Regions from separate parts of the Homo sapiens genome. Here region 1 is linked to region 2. The links are chromatin contacts, found by Hi-C or POLR2A ChIA-PET in ENCODE. All regions are on one chromosome and are shown on one strand. Each heading gives the region's core, a stretch centred on a gene start or an enhancer-like site at or near the end of the contact. The rest is flanking DNA. Distances are from core to core; before and after follow the strand shown. Region 1 overlaps SMIM35 (small integral membrane protein 35). Region 2 overlaps TMPRSS13 (transmembrane serine protease 13).

What was found. A loop is a pair of places that touch in the nucleus more often than their neighbours do. ChIA-PET counts read pairs that join two places held with the same protein, here RNA polymerase II (POLR2A). Pooled maps may share reads with other maps.
Region 1: a pooled map shows a loop between it and region 2 (6-fold over the local background). The contact joins two enhancer-like sites. A Hi-C loop is called at or near these places in 1 of 37 single-sample maps with no recorded cell type and 10 of 50 pooled maps. POLR2A ChIA-PET finds 5 or more read pairs at or near these places in 1 of 52 experiments (activated naive CD4-positive, alpha-beta T cell).

The regions. Positions count from the first base shown.
Region 1 is chr11:118,007,383-118,013,768 of GRCh38, forward strand. SMIM35 (small integral membrane protein 35) reads right to left here. Exons shown (of 5, transcript NM_001394165.1): 4 at 6,366-6,386. Among named protein-coding and RNA genes, the nearest start is that of IL10RA, 24 kb to the left of the region's middle. RefSeq lists a silencer at 2,534-2,583 and enhancers at 3,108-3,207, 3,353-3,853. Within about 2 kb of position 3,714, at least 21 of the 41 ENCODE cell types and tissues checked have a DNase peak (open chromatin) inside an H3K27ac peak, as active enhancers do.
Region 2 is chr11:117,896,257-117,902,605 of GRCh38, forward strand. TMPRSS13 (transmembrane serine protease 13) reads right to left here. Exons shown (of 13, transcript NM_001077263.3): 13 at 4,385-6,009. The coding sequence ends at 5,983. Among named protein-coding and RNA genes, the nearest start is that of FXYD6-FXYD2, 23 kb to the left of the region's middle. Within about 2 kb of position 4,020, at least 3 of the 41 ENCODE cell types and tissues checked have a DNase peak (open chromatin) inside an H3K27ac peak, as active enhancers do.

The sequences.
Region 1 (6,386 bases), core at 2,464-4,963, 110 kb after region 2:
TAGAATAGAAGATGTAACTTCTTTTTTTTTTTGAGACTGAGACTCGCTCTGTTGCCAGGCTGGAGTGCAGTGGTGCAATCTTGGCTCACTGCAACCTCTGCCTCCTGGGTTCAAGAGATTCCCCTGCCTCAGCCTCCCAAATAGTGGGGGCTACAGTCAGGCACCACCATGCCCAGCTAACTTTTGTATTTTTAGTAGAGACAGGGTTTCACCATGTTGGCCAGGATGGTCTCAAACTCTTGACCTTGTGATCCACCCGCCTTGGCCTCCCAAAGTGCTGGGATTATAGGTGTGAGCCACTGTGCCCGGCCGAAGATGTGACTTCTTATACTGCTCACCATCATCCCCCCAGTGGTTCTCTGCTTATCATGAGAAACCGCATCCTCCTGATTAGGGAGGAGTAGACCAACCCAATAGCTCTGCAGATAAAAACTCACTTCCAGCACTGCCCAACCTGTTTTTTCTTGATTTGTTTTTCAACTTCTTGCTTTCTTTTTTTTTTTTTCTTTTGACAGTCTTGCTCTGTCTCCAGGCTGGAGTCCAGTGGCACAATCTCAGCTCTCTGCAACATCTGCCTCCCAGATTCAAGCAATTCCCTTGCCTCAGCCTCCCTAGTAGCTAGGATTATAGGCACGAGCCACCACGCTCGGCTAATTTTTGTAGTTTTAGCAGAGATGGGTTTTCACTATGTTGGCCAGGCTGATCTTGAACTCCTGACCTCAAGTGATCCACCCGCCTTGGCTTCCCAAAGTGCTAGGATTACAGGCGTGAGCCACCGTGCCCGGCCACACCTGTTGTTTTGCTGGCCTGCTGCTACTCTGGGCAGGCAGAACATTTTCACTTCTGGTCTCCAAGTGTGAGAATTCACCAGGCCACTGGCTTCCTGTTTTGTACCAGATCTGTTTAAATATCACGGCTTCTAGATGGTTTTAGATCACTAAGCAGTTTTTAGAAATATAATAATGATCCTCCCATCTGCTCCCACTTTGAGTTTCTCAGACCCCTGGAGCAGAGAGTGGAGCACCAGAGACTCTGGCCTCCTGGCTCCTGGCACCAGGCCCCCTCCAATGCCACTGGCATGGGACAAGACCATTAAGATTTGAAGAAGAACCTAGAGGAGAGAAAAGCTCCCTCTTCACCTGCCAGCCTTGTCACGGTTTTGATCATTCCTTAGGTTATCCTTTAAGATAGAAAAATCGTCATCTGTGTGCTCTCTCTCAGAAATGTAACTGATCATGAGCACAAGGTTGAATGTAGTCAAGGATGGGGAGAGATCAAAAGTTTTGGTTTTCAGAGCACCTAGGATTGCACCAGGGATGAAGCAATGCCCAAGATGTTCTGAAGAGAGATTTCAACACAATTTCCTGAGAAGTTCCTGGCTATGGCCAGAGCCATGCAAAGTACCGTGGAGAACTCAGAAGAGGTTTAAAACCTGATTCTGCCTGCAAGAAATGCCCATCAAATAGGAGAAAGCAAGGTTAATTTCAGGGAGACTGGATGCCCCCATGGTGCCTAGCATAGTTCCTGGCATGTTATGGAAGCAGCGTGAATAAATGAATGCAAAGAAATAATCAATAATAAAGTTATGGGGGCCTGAGACTATCTGTATTTAAAATCAGCAGAGCACAAGATCCATGGGTCTTACAGAAGTCTCCCTGGAGAAGGGAAATTTGAGCTGGCATGAAGAATGGGCAGAATTTGGTGATTTGGAGGTCAAGGAAGTTCTAAAAAAACAAAAGGAAGAAAGAGGAGTGGGTCAGTGGGAAGCTCAGAGCTGAGGATGGGGCCTGGGGAGGACTGGGCTCCTGAGCGCCCTTCTCACCACACAAGGAGACCCCAAAAAGAGATTAGAGACCATCTGGAGGGAGGAGTATGTTCTTGGGGGCCAAGGATGTTAGGATAGCTGCCAGTTTGGACTGAGGCTAGAAGTGGGTGACAAAGGACTATAAAGAAAATAGATTCTTGCTTGGCCTTGAACAAATCACTTCACGGCACTCTGGGCCTCTGTTCCCTCACCTGTGAGGCTGTGAGGATGAAGACGCGCATCATAAGCCTCTGCCCTGCACTGATATGTGCTCAGCAAATGTTAGCGTTTCACCCTACAGGTAAAGTTGGTTGGGAATGGGCCAGACTTGGAACCTGGTCAGACACACGCAGAGTCAAGGAAAGGCTAAGTAATGCTTAGAATCCTAGACCACTAGGGAACTGCAGCCATCACCTTTCAACTGCCATCTCCTAAATTAGAAAGATATATTGACACTTTGTACTTGCATCTTTTAATTGTTTACTGAGCACCTACTATGGACCAGGCTATACGCTAAGAACTGAGAATGCAGACGCTTTAAAAAAAAAAAAAAAAAAAGTAGATGAGGTCTTTGCTCTCCTACAGGTAAGAACCAGGAGAAGCCTTGGAAAAATAGTCCAATCTTTTGATTCCAGATGCTGAAATAGATGTCCAAAGAGGTGGAGTAAGTAGCCCATGACCACACAGCACATCAGGGCAGGGTCAGAACCAGACCTTATACTACATTCAGTTCTCATCCTTACGCCCTGATGTCAGCTACATCCGTGAGGGTGCAGACTCTGCTCAGCTCTGGTGCAGCCAGTAGCCAGTTGTGGAACTTGGGTAAAGCATGCTGCTTTTCTGACCCAAGTGCCCCCATATGTAAAACGGGACCAAGAATAATCCCTGTGTCTCAAGCTTGACATAAGGCTCAAAATGCAGTACCATGCAAGAAAAGGCTTTGTGTTCTGTGGACTGTGAACTGTGCAAACAGTCTCTGCTCCTCCTTTTGATCACTAAGCAGTTTTTAAAAAGATAATAATGATCCTCCCATCTGCTCCTACTTTGAGTTTCTCAGACTCCTGAAGCAGAGAGAGGGGCACCAGAGACACTGCCCTCCTGGCTCCTGGCACCTGGCCCCCTCCAATGCCACTGGCATGGGACGAGATCATTAAGACTTCAAGGAGAACTTAGAGGAGAGAAAAGCTCCCTCTTCGCCTCCCAGCCTCATCATGATTTTGATCAATTTTCTAGGACAAAGCAGCCTTCTGTGGCTACATTGGGTGTCTCTTCTCTACTCGGCAAGTAGTCACTGACCTCCTCCAGCACGCTCCAGTTTTAGGAGTTACTAAAGACCTATGGAACATAACTTTGTTGGCAGAGGGTTCAGCCTGGTTGAGGAACAGCACAAATGGAGGAAATGTGGCCACCTGCAATTCAGATCAAAATGGTTGGTGTCAAGTCTCAAGCCCTGAGCGAAGTCACAGCAAAGACGGACTTGGGCCATCTCACAGAGACTAGATATGGCCAGGAGGGGAGGGGCTGCAGGGACAAGAGGCCACCCAGGCTGGAGAATAGCCCCAGAGAAGGCACCAAAGCGTGGCAGGGGAACCCGGACCAGCCAGCCCTTGGACCCCCAGCCCCCGTGACTGCCTCTGGGCTCTTAGGGCCAGTGGAAAGAAGAACCGTAAAAAGGTAGCGGGAAGGTGTTGGGAGAGGCTCTGGCACTGCTATGATCTGGGTCCCAGCCAGTGCCTGGCTCAGCCAAACCTGTGGCTGGGTTTCCAGGCATCTGCTCCCGAATCGTTTCTAAACAAGCTGGAATCTGCCCTTTAGAGCCCTCAACAGAAACACGCAAAGTCCAGGGGTAAGGCCCAGGCCCCAAGGGTGAAGAAAGCTGTGCTCGCCAGTAGCCTGCGGAAGTAAGGAAAAGAGGGGGAGGCTGAGGGGACAGAGGGTGCGTCAGAGGGCCCTAAAAGAGGAAGTCGCCCAGTATCAGTTCTGCTCCCGAGGATGGGAAATACCCTCCGTGCTCCCAGCCCCGGGCAGCTGTCCCCGTCTCCTCACCTGAAGCCACAGACCTGGGGCCAGGGCCACCTGGGTCCTGGGTCCCATCCTCCCTTTCAAGATTCCCCAAGGCTACTGAGTTCTGAGCACTTCCGGGGGCCTAGGGTGGCCGGGCATGGACTGCAGACCCAGGATCCCTGCTAGGCAGGGTGCGGGTACAGAGTTTTATTGGGGCCGGGCCAGGTGCAGCAGCTGACACCTATAATCCCAGCACTTTGGGAGGCCGAGGCGGGTGGCTCACTTGAGGTTAGGAGTTCGGGACCAGCCTGGCCAACATAGTGAAACCCCATCTGTACTAAAAATATAAAAGTTAGTCGGGCATGATGGCGCACACCTGTAACCCCAGCTACTTGGGAGGCTGAGGCAGGAGGATCCTTTGAACCTGGGAGACGGAGGTTGCAGTGAGCCAAGATCCCGCCACTGCACTCCAGCCTGGGCAACAGGGCAAGACTCCATCTCAAAAAAAGAAAGAAAGAAAGTTTTACTGGGGCCCAAACCTCAGGGGTTAGGAAAGAGGCCCCAGTCCTCAGAATTGAAATCCAAGGAAGGAAGCCGAAGACAACTCATCTCCCCTCCCTGCTATTCCAAGAGGCCTTCAAGGAAGGGAGGGGTCTCAGAACCACTAAGGGGCCTTCCTCACTCCCACTTACTCAGGGGCAGAAGACTCAGTTGAAGACCTCCAAATCCAGAGACTTGGTAATTAAGTCAAAGCCTGGCTATGCTGGGAGAATGGCCTCCAGACCCTGGCAGAAAATGGGGTAAGGGCTGGTGAGGCTCCCCACCTTCCTTCCTCTACAATCTGCTAGAACCCAAAACGAGAAATGAGGCTTTGGGAAAGGGAGCACAGGAAGAGAAATCACACAGCTTCCCTCCTCCTCCCACTTGCTCTATTGGGCTCCTGCATCTGTTGCTGGGCTGCTAGCAGAGAGGCTGGCAGCTGGCTGTTCTAACTGCAGGTTTCAGCAGTGACAGGCTCCCTTCTCTTGCCCTACTCCATCCACAGGAGCCCCGAGGACTCTGCCTCTCTGGTTTGAACAAGTCTGCACTAAGCACCTTCTAAGCTGACGTCCTGTGCACACTCTGCCTCCAGTCCAGCAGGGCACAGACCGGAGAAAGGAGTGATGACTCACGAGGGGAACTGCCCTGCTGTCTACCAAACTACAGTGGATTCCTGGTTTCCCTGGTGCATTATCTGGTTTGTTCAGCCTCGCCTGGGTTCCTCTTCACACTCCCACCATTTCTGGCCCACTTTTGCCACAGGACAGGCTTTGCACAAGAAATGCAGAACACTGTAATGTAGAACTCACCCACTCCCCCGTGCCCAGCCCATTGCAGGAGCCTAGGCGACAAGAACATGTTTCTAGACTGTTCTCAGCACTGCACATCAAAATTGGGAGTTGGCCATGTTTGGGAGGCACTGAGGCCTTGAGCAGTAAGAGAACAGGCCCAGATTGGGGATGGGGCAGGGGGAGGGTTGAAAGTGCTGGAATCAAGTACAGAGGGGGCAGGGCAGAGTCGAGGCCCAGCTCAGTCTTCAGGGAAGTTGGCCTCAGGTGGGAATGTTAAAACCATGTCTGGAATCACCTCTGTATAACTTTGCTTATTGAAGCTATGAGTGGCTTTCTGGCCCCTGGTCAACCCTACAAGGGCAGGTAACTGGAGATACTACATAAAGAAGCTCCCTGCTGGTGTCTGGAGGCCTTGCCCACACTGGACTGCACTGGGCAGGGCTGGTTCTCCAGGACATCTGTGACCCCTCCTACAGGCTCAGGGGCTTCCTGGGATCTAGATTCCTCCTGAGGAATGGTGGCCTCTTTTAGTTCTGAGAGAAAGCCGCTGCTGCCCAGCCAGACTCCATTCCCAGAGGCCTGACTCCCCAGGACTCCCATACCATAGGCTGGTGGCGTATCCAGAGGAGACCCCCTCATTCTCCACAATGAGGGGCCAGGCCAGGCCTTGAAGATCCGAGGGGATGAGGGCAGTCCAGGGGAGCCTGGGAGGGGCAAGAACTGCCCAAGAGAGAAATGGTTTGAATGGGAAAAAGCAACTGAGATGTGGGGAAGGGATGGGCTTAAAGGCAGGCAAGGGAACGTGTGGCCAGAGTTGGCGGGCCATGAAGCAGGGGAGGCTCCTGGGCTCAGAAAGCTCAGAACTGAAGTGCTAGAGTGATGCTTCTTGGAGATATTGGCCATCTGGAAATTTTATCTCAGAGCAAGAGTTAAGATAAAAAGCTGTGCTCTAGAAGCTTCCACCTTGAATGCAAACAGAACCTTCCCAGGAAGGAAAGGCCGGGCATGGATTGGGTGGACAGGAGGAAACAGGGCAGGCCCAGTGCCAGAAGCGGGTGGGGGAAAACATGACCCAAGCCTGAGATCGGCACCAGAAGACAGGGGATGAACCAAATAATCTCTTTGGGTTCCAAGTGGTCCTTGGTGCGAGGCTTGGGTGACTGGACCCTCTTAGGACCTTACTTGGACATCAGGCTCACTCGGCAGCTCTCCCAACTCCAACTCACCTCCCCAGGGCTTCACAAGTT
Region 2 (6,349 bases), core at 2,770-5,269:
AGGATACAATAATTCCACTGATAGTAATTTATCCTAGAGGAATGAAAACTTACGTTCACATGAAAACATGTACACAATTACTGAATTCTATACTCATCCTGATTTCTGTCATGATCTTATCAGGAAAGAATGGCTTTGATCCCATAGAGAATTTACAAGCCTTTGTGCACTGTTCATAAAAGAGACAGGCCTGAACTACCTGCTAGGGGAAGAAGATTTGAGGGTTGAAGATAGGGGAGCAGCCTCAGTCTGACCCAGGAACAGTGAGGTCCCTCAGTGTGAGGGCATGGAGAACAGAGGTTTGGAAACTATGCCCTTTACCTGTACAGTACTCGGAGGGGTACCCACAAGGGCTGCAGATGGAGTACCCAACCTGGAGAACAATGGGCAATAAGTTCTTCTGGGGAGGAAGGTGACAAGGGATGTTTTTCAGCTAGGCTGCAGCAGTTCAAAGTCAGATTCATCTGATTTTAAAAAGAAAGGTGAGATTTTTTATGCTTTAGTGACATGGAGCAAATTCCTGCTGGCTCCACAGGTGTATGTTGGAAACCCTGGAAATAGATGAGATGGCCCAGGGTGAGCATTTACCATTTACCAAGAGAAAAGAAGAGAGCTGGGGACGTCTCCTGGGAACACAATTTCAGAATCTGTGGAAGACTGAGAAAGAGCAGCCAGAGGGCAGGAAGGGGACCTGGGAAAGTCCATGTCCCAGAGGTCATGGCAATGTCATAAAGTAGGAGGCACTCGATGGTTAGAAGCTGCAAGAATTCCAGGAAGATGAAGACTAAGAAGTGTCTCCCAGACACTGGTATGGTGGGGCAGGAGATGGCTGTGGATTGAGGAGTTGTGGGGGCTGAAGATGAATGCCCCTCACAGACCTGAGTTGGCCAACTCCATTGGCTGAGCAGTCAGAGTCTGCCAGGGCAGGACATTAACATCTCCCAGAGGAGAATTCTTCCAGGGACAGGCAGCTTTCCTGGCCCTGTCAGTGATAAGAGAGAGCGGGGTGAGCTCCTCTAAGTCATGGAGCTCCACGACTTAGAGGGACCACCAGCTGGGAATATCCACCTGGCCTAGGTGGTAGCATCACCTCCATGGAGGATCAGGTCATTGCTAAAAGCCTAGGAACAAAGTTTATGGAGAGACATGGCAAATTTCCTAGGACTCGAAGCTTTATCCAAAATTCTCTCTCCTATGTCATGTGTTTGATGAAGCGCCTGAGGGTGAAGGATCTGACCCTTTCGCTGCGAATTCAACATATGCAGAGAGGTCATGATATGCTAATCACTTTGCCCTGCATGTTTATATGGATCGTACCATTTAATCTCACAACGAATGTAGGCCAGATACACCCATTTTACATATGAAGAAACAGAGAGGATGGTTTGTCTAAGACCACATAGCTGAGTAAGTAGTAGAGTTGGAATTTGTACCTCCAGGTACTTTGATTCCAACTCCAGAGCTCTCTCTGCTACAACACAGCGTAATTAGAAGGAATTATTCAAAGCAGATTCCCAGCTCCTTCCTTCTATGAAAAGTAGACAACCTTTTCTGGGACTCAGGGCTTGGACAGAGAAGGCCTCCTATTATGTCCACCTCCCATGTCCCATTGGCAGGAGTGAGCCGTGGAGGACCATAGACCAGGCTATGCCCTCACCTTTCTCAGAGGTCTCAAGACCTCCTGTCCCAGAAGGTCCAGGGCTGTTTATCTCCTGAGCACAGTCCTCCCTGTTCTCTGGGAGGACCCATTGTAAGATCGGTACAGCACGCTTACTTACTGGACTGGGTGGCAGCCTTCCTAGGGACAGGAAGCCTGGGCCAGTGCACAGGAGACGGGGAATGAATGGCATGTTCCTTTCAGAGCCATCCACCTACATCAAGGAGACTTGGAGGTGTCCTGGGTGACAGCTTGTTGTGACTTGACAGGGCATCCCAGAAACCATCCACTTGGGACCGGGGTGGAGGAGGGCCTCCTCCCACTCATGATGTACTTGTCCAAGTTACCAGAAACCACATGGTCTAAGCCTCTGGTCATGTGACACTCTGATGGGTGCGCCTAGCCTTCTCTGGGGAGTTGTCTCACCCTGACACTCTTGGAAAGATACGCAGAGCCAGAGAGCAGAGCCTATGAGGTCCCACTTGGGAGGATTCCACCTGACTCTGGTGCAGAGTGTAAAAGAGCAGCTGAATGCAGAGTGTAAAAAAGCAGCTGCATGTCAGAGCCTGGATTCAAATCCACCTCTGCCATGCAGCAGTCATGTAGTTTGGGAGGCTTATTTCACTTTGCTTGGCCTTTGTTTCCTCATCTGTAAATTAGGAATGAAGACAATGTCCACTTCACGGGATTCTTGTGCTCACAGGAGATAATATACATCAGGTGTCCAGCACAGCATGTGGCACATAGCAAACGTTTAGCAAATGCTGGCTATTATTATCATTATCCTCATCATGGCCATCACGGGGACTTCACATGTGTGTCCCCATGTCCACCCAATTGCATCAGGACCACAGCTAAGTGATTATGGGGAACAATGATCCCTGGGAATCTAACCAAAGCCCAGAGGCAGCTGGAGCACCTGCTAGGCTGTAAGTGGCTCCTTCTGTAAAGAGCCATCATCTCTCCCTGCAATAGCCTCCCCCTTCTCCTGCCCAGCACACTCACTTGGCACTCCTTTCCCAGATAAATTCTATGGAAATTCAGCAGTCAATAGAGTTGACAAAGCCAGAAGGCTTGGCTGGTACTTGGAGGAGCCTAGGCTCCAGGGACATAGGACAATGTCACTGCAACCACCTCCCTGCCCAAAACACACACACAGTTCCCTGGAGATTCTGCGCCAGTTTAGAATGCCCTATCACCCCCCGCCATCCCTAATTTTGGTAGCCTCTATAGATATCCTGGGCCAAAGGAATGTATTTTTCTTTTCCCATCCAGATCCTGCTTTTTCTCTAACTTATTTCCCTGCCCCCCTCCCATACCCTTACATCCCTGCCAGTCAATTTATGTCCTAGGAATGCCCTGAGAGAGAAAGGAAAGTGTCTGCTTTCTAAGGGGAAAGAAACAGAAATGGCCTAAGCTCTAAGTTTCTGCCCAGGCTGGGCTTCTGAGGATGCAGCCACCTTCCTATGGTGAGTGGAGATGGCTGGTTGTCCTCTGAAATGAGTGCTGGCTCCTGCAGGGGGATCTGCCAAGGACTGCCTTTCCCAGCCCAATTTTGTCTAGGTGGTGCCACATGTCACATATGACATGTCTGTACCCATAAAATGTCAGTGGAAATGACTTCCGGGCTAGAGCACTTAAGGAGTGAATGAGTCTTTTTTATATTTTCTTTCTGGCTAGAAGTAGACAACAATGTGGATGACAAACTCCCAAGATGGAAAAAGCTTGTGGAAGAAAGTCTCCCTCTGATCAGAACACCCTTACAGGATTGTTGCATGGATGCAAAATAAACTTCAATTAGGTTAAACCATTGAAATTGTCAGAAACTGTAGGATCTATTACAGTCAGTGTCACCCCTCCTAGGAATATAGTAAGCGTGGCACCTGCCACCTCCCCTGTACCTTCTTGTGCAGATAGAGCAAGAAAGGAATCAAAAGAAGGACTTTCCCTGGCATTGATATGAAAGACTAAAGCAATCAAGTTCAGGGTATCCAGAGGCTGGATGCTTGTGGGGAAACCTGAAGAATTCTGTGCTTGTGGCTGGTGTGCCCCTGGGGACTATCAGCCCACTGGTGAATGGGGGTACAGAGGTGGAGCTGGGGATTCACCAGTGGGCTCATAATGTTTGAGGTCAATATGGTAAACACAGGAAAAGTGCAAAGCAAGAAGAGGTAGATCGTTCAGAAGAGGCCAGTGGGACCACCCATCCGATTCCCTTGGAAATAGCTGAGTAAGCTTTGGGGTTTCCTTGTCAACATGTCTGTTGTTGAGCCAGCAAAGGCAGAAGTAGAGGAAGAGGAAGAGGGTAAGAACATGCCCTGGAGTGCCCTTCCCCTGCCCCCACCTGCTTTGTGAAGGTTCATTCCAAACCTGACCTCCTCTGTGAAGCTTCCTTGACATCTCTAGGTGTGGCTGGTGGTTGCTCTGTGCATGTTCCATGCGTGGTGTCCACACTCAATCACAGCTTCTATCACATTGGGTCATGACCCAGTTCCTTGAGGATGCTGTCATGCCCTTTGTATCTTCTGGGCCTAGCATGTGTACCGGGCACAGAGTAGGCACGGATGCAGCTGGTGAATGGAATGAATACATGAATGTATGGCTAAATGAGCAGAACCCAAAGATGAGGAACCAAAACTAAGAACCAAAACCAAGAGTGTCTGGGCACTAGGGTGGGCAACCTCAATTTGTTACCTAGGGTACCAGTAAAACATCCAAAGACAGATGTCTCAGGTCACACAACTTTTATTGCTGAAGACCATCGCTGGCGGCTGCTGCAGACAGGAATGTGGCCTCCTTCCCAGTCTTGCTAACATTCCCCAGTGTACCCAGCCCCATCAGCCCCTGCCCAGCCTCTCCAGCTTGCTCTTCTGGGGCAGTCTTTCCCTTGAGCGGCCATGGCCTGCCTGAGCTGGGCTAGGCTGGGCTGATCTGCTTGGATCCTGCCTCTGAGAAGCACAGCACCACAAAAGACTCTGACGGGCCCAAGGAAGGTGAGGGGAGCAGGACTGGCAGAGGAATAGGTGCCCCAGAAAAAAGGCTGGGGAAGGCCCAGGCTTTTAGCTGGCGAGTCCAGGCACGTTGATGATTTGCAGGAACAGGGCCAACTTAGATCCTTCAGCAGGGCTGCCTGGAAGGCATGGGACCATGTTAGCTTTCTCTCCATAGCAGTTTTTATGTCATTGCTATGTTTCTGAAACAACTGAGAAACTGAAAGGTGGAGAAAGCTGAGAAGAAATCCCAAAGTCCCAGGACAGCTACTGGGAATGAGAGAGGCAGTCCACCTGGACCTCCCTGGGGCCCCTGGGAGCCTACGCGGGAACAGCATCTGTTTCTTAACGCCTTCGTCAGAGCCCTGGGATGCAGAAACAGTTTGTGGACCTCGTCGTGTCGGATTTGCTTGCCAGCCCAAACAAGGATTTGCTTCCCTGAGTATCTCCTAGGGGCTCCAGATGCTGTAGTGACTTGGGGGATGCCCATCCTGGGGACTTTGTCCAGTCTCTTCATCCAGTTCCTTGAGGCCAGAAATATTCTGTAGGACTCTAAAATACGACATTTCCCATGAATCCCCTGGGGGTCTTGGGCTGATTGATGCCAGCTGTCAAGGCTTCTGGACTTTTTGGAGAATCTTTAAAAATACCCGTATTTTCATTTCTTAAATATAAAAATAAAATAAAATAAAACCCGCCCCAGCAGCTTGTGACCAAATGAGTACAGTGAATCCTCATCTCAGTTGTCAGCCTGGTTAGCCACAGCACAGTCCGACTGGTGACATCCACGGCACCAGCAGGGGGTCTGGGTGAGGACTTGATGCTCATAAAGCCAACGGGAGCAGCTTTTCACCGAAGACGGTCCAGGCCCTGGGAAGCTGCATCCACCAAAACCCACGATCCATCCCAGGACAGCAATGGCGCCACCTGGGCCGCTGGCATCTGCCCACACTGGGCTAGTCTGTAAGTGAGGGTCAGAGAAGCAAGAATTCCCAGCTCTTCCTTGGGCTCTGGGCTCCACCTCCTCCATCCATCTATGGACACTCCTGTAGGAACATCCACGGTACTCAACTCTTGTCTCCAGGTAATTTCCAGCCTGGGATTTTGAGAAGAGTTGACAGCTCTGCTGGTTTCTGAAAAACTTGGGAGAGTGGCAATGCACACATATGCACACACACACACACACACACACACACACACAGAGGCAGCAGACAGTGGAGGTGGGAGTCCGATGGTGCCCGGTGGCCATTAGCCCAGATGATGCCACACATGGCCAGTCACCATGGCCAGAGTCTTCACAGCAGCCGGTGCTGTGCAGAGCAGCAGGCCAGCTGGTTAGGATTTTCTGAATCGCACCTCGCTCTGAGGAAGAGAATGGGAGAAGAGGGTGAGGGTGGGCCAGGTGGGCGAGGAGCACAGAAGCCCAAGGTTGGGGTTCAGAACCTATAATTTAGCCTCGCTGTCACCTAGCACTGCCTCTCCAAGGAGGGAGAGCAAAGGGAAAGGATGGATGCAGGATTGGAGGGCCTCTCTGCACTAGATTTCTGGAGCCTTTTCTGCTCCCCCTATCTGAGCCCTCCCCTGTTCCCCAGGCAGAGAAGGGGAGGGCTGGCAGAGCACCCCCTGCTTTACAGCTAAAGGCTGAAGGCCCAGAGAAGGCAGGGTCTCAACTAGGTCAGCAGAGTTGCAGGCAGATCCCTGT